Regions from separate parts of the Homo sapiens genome. Here region 2 is linked to region 1. Evidence: chromatin contacts called from ENCODE Hi-C or POLR2A ChIA-PET data. All regions are on one chromosome and are shown on one strand. Each heading gives the region's core, a stretch centred on a gene start or an enhancer-like site at or near the end of the contact. The rest is flanking DNA. Distances are from core to core; before and after follow the strand shown.

What was found. A loop is a pair of places that touch in the nucleus more often than their neighbours do. ChIA-PET counts read pairs that join two places held with the same protein, here RNA polymerase II (POLR2A). Pooled maps may share reads with other maps.
Region 2: a loop to region 1 is called in a pooled map, with 1.9 times the contacts of the local background. The contact joins the promoter of NHERF2 here to the promoter of TBC1D24 in region 1. A Hi-C loop is called at or near these places in 2 of 168 maps with a recorded cell type or tissue (CD4-positive, alpha-beta T cell and CD4-positive, alpha-beta memory T cell), 1 of 37 single-sample maps with no recorded cell type and 10 of 50 pooled maps. POLR2A ChIA-PET finds 5 or more read pairs at or near these places in 2 of 52 experiments (AG04450 and SK-N-SH).

Annotation. Positions count from the first base shown.
Region 1 is chr16:2,472,927-2,477,447 of GRCh38, reverse strand. It overlaps TBC1D24 (TBC1 domain family member 24), which reads right to left and starts at 2,321. Exons shown (of 8, transcript NM_001199107.2): 1 at 2,278-2,321. NTN3 (netrin 3) reads right to left here. Exons shown (of 6, transcript NM_006181.3): 3 at 4,314-4,463; 4 at 4,130-4,180; 5 at 3,945-4,019; 6 at 3,303-3,692. The coding sequence ends at 3,343. RefSeq lists silencers at 1,560-1,759, 2,220-2,709, 3,110-3,379, 3,440-3,499, 3,570-3,719.
Region 2 is chr16:2,025,114-2,029,634 of GRCh38, reverse strand. NHERF2 (NHERF family PDZ scaffold protein 2) reads right to left here and starts at 2,733. Exons shown (of 7, transcript NM_001130012.3): 1 at 2,417-2,733; 2 at 1-53. The coding sequence starts at 2,629.

The DNA of each region.
Region 1 (4,521 bases), core at 1,072-3,571:
GACCACAGGCACATGCCACCATACTTGGCTAATTTTTTATAGAGACGAGACCTCCCTATGTTGCCCAAGGTGGTCTTGAACTCCTGGGCTCATGCGATCCTTCCACCTCAGCCTCCCAAAGTGTTGGGATTGCAGGCGTGAGCCACCGCACCTCGCTTAACAAACACATGTTGAAAGGATACAGAAAATCATTGAATAATGAATTCAAGTTGGTCCTCAGTAAAAAGCCTGAGGTTTTGTTTCTTTGATTTTATCTCCAATTGAAAGGCAATGTTTGAAACAGCCACTGAAATTGCTGCTTTGAGTTGAAAAGGACTTCTTTCTTCCATTTACAGAGTTGTCATAACAGAAAAGGTATGCTCAGACAGGTAAAACATTGAACAGGGTAAATGTTAAGTGCTTTTTTTGTAACCTGCTTCATTGTCCTTATGTACTTTAAACCAGAAACCATCTAAAGGCAAACATTTAATATGTTTTCTGAGCTTGGCTCAATCTGTAGATAATTAAGAGCAACACTGCATGCCCAAGGTCACTCGAGCCTGCTGGACACTCCTGGCAGGTGTGGTCAGCGAGAGCTAGTAAGGCTACCCTACAGGTGACTTCACAGACCCTGGGTGGCCAAATTTATTGTTGTTATGAAAACCTTGCCTAGATTACTTCTGCATCTCGGAAGGTCACCCTCAACCCAGTGGAAAGCCACTGCAATAGTTGACATCTATCACTCCGACAAAAGGACCTTGATCCACTTCAACCATCATGTAGAGAAAACCTCTGGTCCGGCCCTGGCCAGGCTGTGGGGAAGCAAAGATGAACAGCGTGGCTCCCGCCCTCTTCACAGGGAAAGACAGGCTTCTAAGTAGAGCAAGCACTCCCCAATAAGTCCTCCATGTAAAGCCTCTATCTGAGTGTTCAGATTAGATGAGGATCAACCCTCAGAATAAAAGGCGGTGCACGCAGGGGTCACGCCACAGGCTAGGAACAGTAACTGTAAAATCTTCGTAAGATTTTCTGATCTTCTCTAATCTGGATTGGTTTTTTTTCCCAGTGTGTGTTCCTTAAAATGAAAAGAACCTGACTGCTTGTCTTCGCCGCAACTGAGCAAACATTTACAGGTGCCTACTGTGTGCTGAAGACAGAGCCCTGGCCCTCGGGCGGAGGAAACGCCACGTGTGCCATCTACAGGTGCCTACTGTGTGCTGAGGACAGACTGTGAAGACGGAGCCCTGGACCTCGGGTGGAGGAAACGGCCCACGTGCCAAATAATGGGACGGTTCCTTCTGCACACTGCCTGGAAGTCACCTGGTGACTCCAGAGCAAACACAGCAAAACAGGGAAAAATCACCCGCTAGTGCTTCTATCGGCACTGGAAGGGCAGGCTGACGCCCCCTTTCTGGAATAAGCTGCTGGGTAAAGACAGTGACATCGGCTTCACAACCACAGCCACCAACCTAACAGCCCACCTGCACCTCCACACCACCCAGGTGGCTTTTAGACAACCTTTGACCTTTAATATCACCCCCGCAAGCAGTAACCCGGGGGCCACAGCGCGTTTCCCTGCGGGGCACGGCCATCAAAGAAGGCCTGTGGCCAGGCCGCGGGGACTCCCGCCTGGAGGGGGCGGGAACAGGTGCAGCCCAGCCCAGGTGGGGCCGGCTCTCCCCTCCGCTGTGCTGGCTCAGGGCTGGGAGTCCCTGGCTTCCACCTCCCAGGGCCCGAAGGACAGCGGCCGCCTGGCACGGCGCACCCAGAGGGGCCCCCCACTGGACAGGGCCGGGGGCTGGCGGACCCCCAAGCGGGTGGTCGGTGGGGGCGTGTGTCATCCCTGGGCGGGGCGGGGCGGGGCCCGGGGCCGCTGCAGGTCCACAGGGCAGGGCGTATCAGAATCTGTTGCAATCTCACCGAGCCCCCAAGAGGATTTCCGACCCTGCGGAGACGGAAAGCGCCCCAAGGAAACAGTGACACAGTCACTCTTCCAGACGACACCATGCCCTGGGCCGGGCCGCGGGCCAGCGACCGGGCGGGGATCGGGCCTCGCGCCCAGGGGGTCCCGCTCCTGCGCCCCCTCCCGTAGGCCAAGCCGCAGCTGCAGCGCCGGGCGGTGCCGGGCTCTGGAGCCCCCAACCCGCGCGTGGCCGGGGATCCCCGCCTCGAATGGGGCCCGCAGCCCGGCCCCCACGCTCCCGCCCCCAGCACGCGCCGACCGCGGTGACAGCGGGGACCCGGCCCCGCCACCCGCCACCCCGCCGCGCGCCCCCCGCACGCCCCGAGCGCACCCACCTCCGCGCGCCGCTTTCTCCTCAGCCTGCCGCGCCGGCCTTTCTGCGCACGCGCGTGCTCGGCCCCGCCCCCGCCGAGCTGTCGCCCTGTGCCCACCCCGGAGAGCCCGCGGGGCTCCGGCCTGCCCGGCTCTGGGCATGCGCGCTGACGGTCGGCGGCCGCAGCGGCGGAAGCTGGGGCCGGCCGGGAACCGGTCCCGTGCGGAGAGGAGGCAACGGCAGTGCGGTCCCGGGGGGACAAGCCAAGGGGGGCGGGGGGTGGCACGGCCCTGCCGAGGGCATCGGGGGCCCGGACAGCCGCCTGTCGGAGTCGCGGTCCGGCCGGGTCACGCGTGGATCCGGAACCGCGTGGGCACGACGTCCCTTCCCGAGTCGGGGGAGAAGGGCTGGAAGGAGGTTCTGGGACGGGCCCTGAGCTGAGGAGCTGTGGCGCCGAGGGTCAGAGACGCGGCAGAGAGAGGGACGGCCGGACGGAGCCGGCAGACGGGGACACAGGCGGCCAAGAAAGTTACGGGACCCGGCAGCAGACGCCGCGGGGCGCCCGGACGCGGACGCCCAGCCCGCAGGGGCCAAGGCCGCCGCCCTCGTGGGGCTGCAGGAGGCAGGGGACGCCCTGTCCCCCCATGGGGGTCCAAGGCGCCTGCGGTGGCCACAGTCTTTGGGGAGGTCAGTGCGCTCCCTGGCGGGTCGCCGCACAGGTGGGGGTGCATCACAGCGGCCCCGGGGATGATCTGAGATCCCCGAGAGGGCCCGGCATCACGAAGGATTCACAGCCTTCCGGGTATCCCAGTGCCCCTGGGACAGGGCCGACAGCCAGAGGGCGGGAGACCATGGGGTCCTCCGGGTGTGCCATATCATCTGCCTCTGTGCGGGGCGGGCTGTCGCTGCGCCGGTCACATCCCCCCAGGGCCAGACGGGAGGTACCGAGGGAGCTGCCGGCGGGGACGGGGCGGCGGCCCAGGTGGCGACACGCGCGACGCGAGCAAGGACTCCTTGGCAGGCGAAGGCACAGGGTGAACGTGCGCCTAGATGTGGGAGCAGCGGCCGCCCTGCCCAGCCGGCGGGCTCAGGCGGCGCTGCAGCGCCCCCGCCGTTCGCGTCGCTGCAGCCTCCGCAGGCGCCGCGTCCACGCGTCCCTCCAGGGTAGCACGAGGCTTCCGCGGGCGGCGATGAGCCCGGGCCCCCGGCCCCCCGCGCCCCCAGCCGCGGCTCCAGGCCCGCCCCCCAGCAGGAGGTAGCGGCGGCCGGGGAGCAGGCGCGGGCAGCCGCAGGCCGCATCCCCGGCGGGCACCCACAGCGCGCTACTCCCGCGCCGCGCGCGCTCCTCTCCGCTCCGGAACACGGCGAGCACCGCCACCGGGAAGCGTGTCCACGCGCCGCGCGCCTCGCCGCGCGCACCCACCGCCACCTGCACCGCTGCGGGGAGAGCGAGAGGGGGCGGGGTCAGGAAGGGGCGGCCTGCCCGCGGTAGGGGGAGGCACGGGGAGGACACCAGGAGGGCAGTGGGGGCTGAAGGGGCGGGGTCGCTGCCCGTGGAGGACCTGAGGGATGAGGATGGGCCTTGGGGCCCAGCAAGGGTCAAGGCGTTCCAAGGGGAAGCTGGCGGAGGAGGGAAGGTAGGGAGAGGAGGAAGGTGGGAAGGTCCGCGGGAGGCCTGAGGGCACCTACCATAGTCCTTCTTGCAGAACTTCTTTAGGCTGATGCGGTAGCTGCCACGGGCAGGTTTGCAGTGCGAGTCACAGTCTGGGTAGAAGGTGGGAGGCTGGCACAGACTCCCTTTCCCCACCCTCTCCTCCCAGAGCCCCCTCCCCCAAAGTCATGCCAGTCTGGGGCCCTGTCCTGTGTCCACTCACCCTGGGGCTGCACAGGGCTGCTGTCCTCAGTGGGTCCAGGGATAGGGGTCTCTGCAGAGAGGGAGGGAGAATGGCCTGCGATGGAGGGGCAGAGAGATCTGCAGGGCTCGGGGAATAGACGGGACAACAGCAGGGAGCTGGGGTGGCCTTGGCTTGGTGGCTGAGGCGGGGCAGGGTCACTCACTAACACAGGGCGCCACTGGGGAGCGGCTTTGCTGGAAGCCAGGCGCGCAGCGGTTGCAGGTGAGGCCAGTGACGCCATCCTTGCAGGGACACTGGCCTGTGGTCTGGTTGCAGGTCTTGCCAGCAGCACCAACCGGGTGACAGTCGCAGGCTGAGGACAGAGGTGGGAAGGGCCTGGTCAGAAGCCTGTCTGGGGATCTGGGAAGTCA
Region 2 (4,521 bases), core at 1,484-3,983, 450 kb after region 1:
TCCACCACCAGCAGCCGAGTCTGCCCCTCCACAGCCTTGATCCTTTGCACCACCTGGGGCGAATGGGCGATAGGAGCGGGTCAGTGGCCCACATTCCGGGCAGCACATGGGCAGTGGCACCACTCTGGGCTGGCCCAGGCGTGCGGACAGGCGGCTGGTCTGCATGGGCGGGTGGCTGCACCAAGAGGCCTGCCGGCCCCGCCCCCCACCCCCGGACTCCAGCGGCTCCCTCCCTCTGCACTCAGGCTCCGGACACTGAGGCCCAGGCTGTGAGGGCTTCAGGGTGCTCCCAGAGCCTTGCCCTTAGCCCAGGGTCTTCTCCAGGCGGGGCTGGGAAGGGGCTGCAGGATAGGGCCGCTGGGTAAGTCCTGTCTGGAAGTGACAAAAATGGTGCACAGTGGACCTTCAGGTTTTCAGTCTGCCTGTCCCTGTGCGCGCATGCATCCATCTGTTTCAAAGTCTGTGTCTCCGTCCAGGTTTGAAGGAGAGGTGTGTCTCCCTGGGCCCCAGTTTGAGTGTGTCTGTGCCCATTCCCGTCATTCTCTGCCGTGCAGTGTGGGAGTCTAAACTCCTGACCCTAGGCCTTATATCTACCTCCAGGCCATGGCCATGGGCCCATTCCCTCTGGATCTGCAGAGAGGGGAAGGGCTGGGCTCCTGGCTCGGGCACCCACACACAGCCAGGGAAGCAGGATTCAGGTGCAGCCGGCGAGGGGGAGAGGCAGGTGCACCTGTGGACAGCTGTGGCTTGGTGGCCGTCGGTGTGTGCGTGCAGGTGCCTGTGAAGTGTCTGGACCACGCGGGGGGCCAGCGCACACCCGCGGAGAGAAAGCAGTGCCCACTGGGAAGTGGGCAGGAAGAGGGGCAGCCCTACTCCCACCTGCGGCCTGGGGGAGGGTGGACAAGGCTCCCCACCAGCTGCCGGGCTCAGCAGGGGTGGTGAACAGATAGGAGGGACTGAGCCAGGCCCATCTTCCCCCAGCCCTCCTCTCTCCCCATGACCCAGAGTGAGACAAGAGGAACCCAGTGCCCAGCTGCTTCTTGACTATGTGTCCCAGACAAGTTACCCTCAATCTCTGGCATCAGTTTCCTCAACTGTCAAATGGGGCAGTAACTGCCCCTCTTGCCCTCCTGGGGCAGTGGGGAGAGTCCACCATGGTCTGTGTGTCCAGTCCTCAGAGACCAGCCCCACAGGGCCTTGGAAAAGCAGGTGTTCCCAGGGCGAGGGTGGCAGTGACTATCCAACAGCAGCCTGGCCCCAGCCCTGGCAGCCCTACCCTCAATCCCTCAGGTCCAGGCCCCTGGCCTGATCCCCACATTCTTCAGCAAACAACCTTACACAGCAGACACTCTGGGTGGAAGGCATGGGGCCGGCCGACAGAGTGACAGACAAGGCACCAGGTAAACAGGAGACCAGCTCCAGGTCCAGCTGAACCAACCTGCTAATCTCTAGGTTCCAGGACCAGCCATGTAGACAGGTTATGGATTCATCGGTGCTGTGAGGGACAGGGGACCTGGAGGAAAAGGGGTGTGTGGACGCTGGACCCCAACCAGGGTCTGGAGGGAGTCCCTGGCCTGTGGGAGACAGACACACCTCAGGGGTCAGAACCCACAGAGAAAAGGCTCTGTTCTCCTTAGCCAGGAGGCAGGAGGCTTCGGCCAGTAACCCCAGCCAGGCTAGGCAGCCTCTGAGGAGGAGTAGTGCCTTTGTAGCTAAGGAATGTGGTTGCCAGCAATGACCAACTCAGCCCGGTCCCAGACACACCAGCTGGGACACACTAGAGTACAGACACAAAGACTCACCGGCCTGCAGACAGTGATGAGTACACTAGCCAGGCGTGCACACACACAGAGCCCAGCTCCCATACGCCCAGGAGTCCAGACCTGCACACACACAGGCACACGTGCAGACCTGTATACTCACACACACACTACAGCACACACAGGTGCAGACACACTGATGCCTTTACTGCGACCCCTCCTGGGTACGCACAGGCAGGCGCATGCACACATGGCTGACCCCAAAGGGACCTGCATACACACGCCCAGCTGTGTTCACACGCACACGTGTACACACACACCCAGGCAAAAGCACCCAGGTCTTCACCTTTCCGGAGGGGCTCCAGGCGGCCCAACACCCTCCTTCACGGCACACTGAGGCCAAAACGCGACCAAAGGGCGAGGCCAGCGGCCAGGAGCCGCAGTGCGGGCCCCTCCCTGCCAGGATGCCCCCCCCCACCCCCGTGCAGGACTGAGCTTCCTGCGCCGGGACTCCGAAGGCGCCGGGCCGCTGCCTCCCGACAACGTCCGCGTCCTCCCCGCGGGAGCCCCCTCGGGCCCCCGTGCGACCCCTGCTCGCCCCAGGGGGACGCGCTCGGGGAGGGGGCGGCGGGCCGGGGGCGAGCGCTGGCCCCCACCTGGTGGTGCGTCTCGCCCTCCACGTTGACGCCGTTGACCTCGACCAGGCGGTCCCCAGCGCGCAGCGCGGCGGCCTCGGCGGGGGAACCGGGTTCCACGCGCCGGATGAACTGCCCGCGGCGGCCCTTCTCGCCGTGCAGGTGGAAGCCGTAGCCCTGCTCTCCGCGCACCAAGCGGCACAGGCGCGGCCGCAGCGGCTCCGGCGCGGCCATGGCGCCCGCTGCCCACCGGCCGCCCGCGGGCAGGGGCGCGGGGGAGCTCGGGGGCGGCGGCGGCGCTGGGCACCCGGCGGTGGCTTCAGCGGCGGCTCCTGTTCGGCTCCCGTCGCCTCGGGATCCGGCTCGGGCTCCGGCTCGGGCTGCGGCACCGCCTCCGCGCCCGCCCCTTCCCCGCCCCCGCCGCCCGGCCGCCCCCGCCTCCAGTCCCAGCCGTCCCGGCCAGGCCCCTACCTCCGCGCCCGGCCAGCCCGAGGCGGGGCAGGGGGAGGCGGCAGGGCTAGGGGACCCCTTAACCACCGGGACCTCTCTGTCTCGCCCCTACTCTGGGCAGCCGCCTTGGTGCCAGCGCCTTTGCCTTCTATCCCAGGAACATTTATTGGATACCTACTGTATGCGCAGCATCGAGGCAGGTCTTGAGGTGGGCGACGGGTTGGACAAAGGGTCTCCAGGCCAAGGGACCCCGACAAAGGGGCCAAAGGGTAAGAACAAGGGCCACAGCCCTCCCCACCCTCCCCGGGAAGCCCTTCCGGACCCCCTTGCCTGTCTCCTCTCGGCTGTGTCTCACCTGGATCCCTCCCAGCCAGTGGCTGGGAGACTCCCTGGCCCAGGGCAGAGTCTCAGGAGGGCCCAGGAGGCAAAAAGGGCTTTAAAAGTGACACGCAGCAGCCCCTCCCTGCATCCTGGGGGCCAGTGGCTGGGAGACTCCCTGGCCTACCCACCGTGTTCGGCCTATCTGCACCGCGTCGGTTCCCACGCCCTGCTGCCATTCTTTCCCTTGGCCGGGCCGGCCCCCTCACTTGTGTCCCAGCCCACCCCAGGCCTGGACTGTGACTTTGCAGGGTGACAAAAGGATATGAGTCTCGAGGGTCCCTGCTACCCACCTCCTGACATGGGCTACACTCCACTGAATTATTTGGGCTCTAAGCTCTGGGTGTGCACAGGCGCTGCTCCACAGTGTCCACAGGCAGGCAGCAGGCCTCCCCTCCCCTGCCCACAGCCGTCCACGTCCCTCAGCCTCTACCTGAAGCACGAGTGTCCCTCCTTCCCCAACAGGACAGTCACCACCACAGTGAAATCATTTAGGCCTAAGTGCATTTTACCTGGAACAACCCTAGGGGACCGGCCACTTCACAGACCTGCAAACAGGCCTGGAGAGGGAAAAGACCCACGAAGCCTCCTCAGCTCCATTTGGGCCCAGGGATGTGAGATTCGGAGTCCATGCTATCTTCACCACCCAGCTCTTCCTCTGTCTCCAATATAGGAAGGTAGCTGAGTCCAGGCACAGCCCCAGTCTGCCCTCCTCCCCAGCCCAGCCAGGCCCCCTTGCACATACCTGGTTCCCAGGGGTCAGGCACAGCCAGCCCAGGCAATTCCCCATGTGAGCCGTAGAAGCAGGCTTGGCGCAGTCCTCCTCTCCCTCTCGTCTCTCCGGGGCCCTGGGCTGGGCTCCCCTGCCCCCACCCAAGCACAGGGCTCGCCTCTGGGCAGCCTCCTGGGCCATGGCCCCCTGGGTGCCCATATCCCGGCAGCTGCCCCTAAAAGCCACTTAGGCTGAGGCGCCGCGACTGCTCGCCACCCCAACCCCTGCAATTCCTGGGTAAGGCTGCTTCAGGCTCCCGCCCGGCCGGCCGCTTCCATCTCTCTGTCTGCATGTCCAGAGGCTGCCTGTCTGGCCTGTGGCTGGCCTCCCTGGACACAGCCTGGTGCTGCCACCCTTGGAGTCTGTGAAGATGGCTGTGGGCAGTGTGACCCACCACCACGCACCCCACATACCACACCTGTTTGGGCTTAGGGGGTCATCCCACACCAACCAGGTCCACCCAAAACCTGGCAGGCTGTAGCTTCCTGGCCACACTAGAGTCGAGGGAGGTGGCTGGATGGGAGAC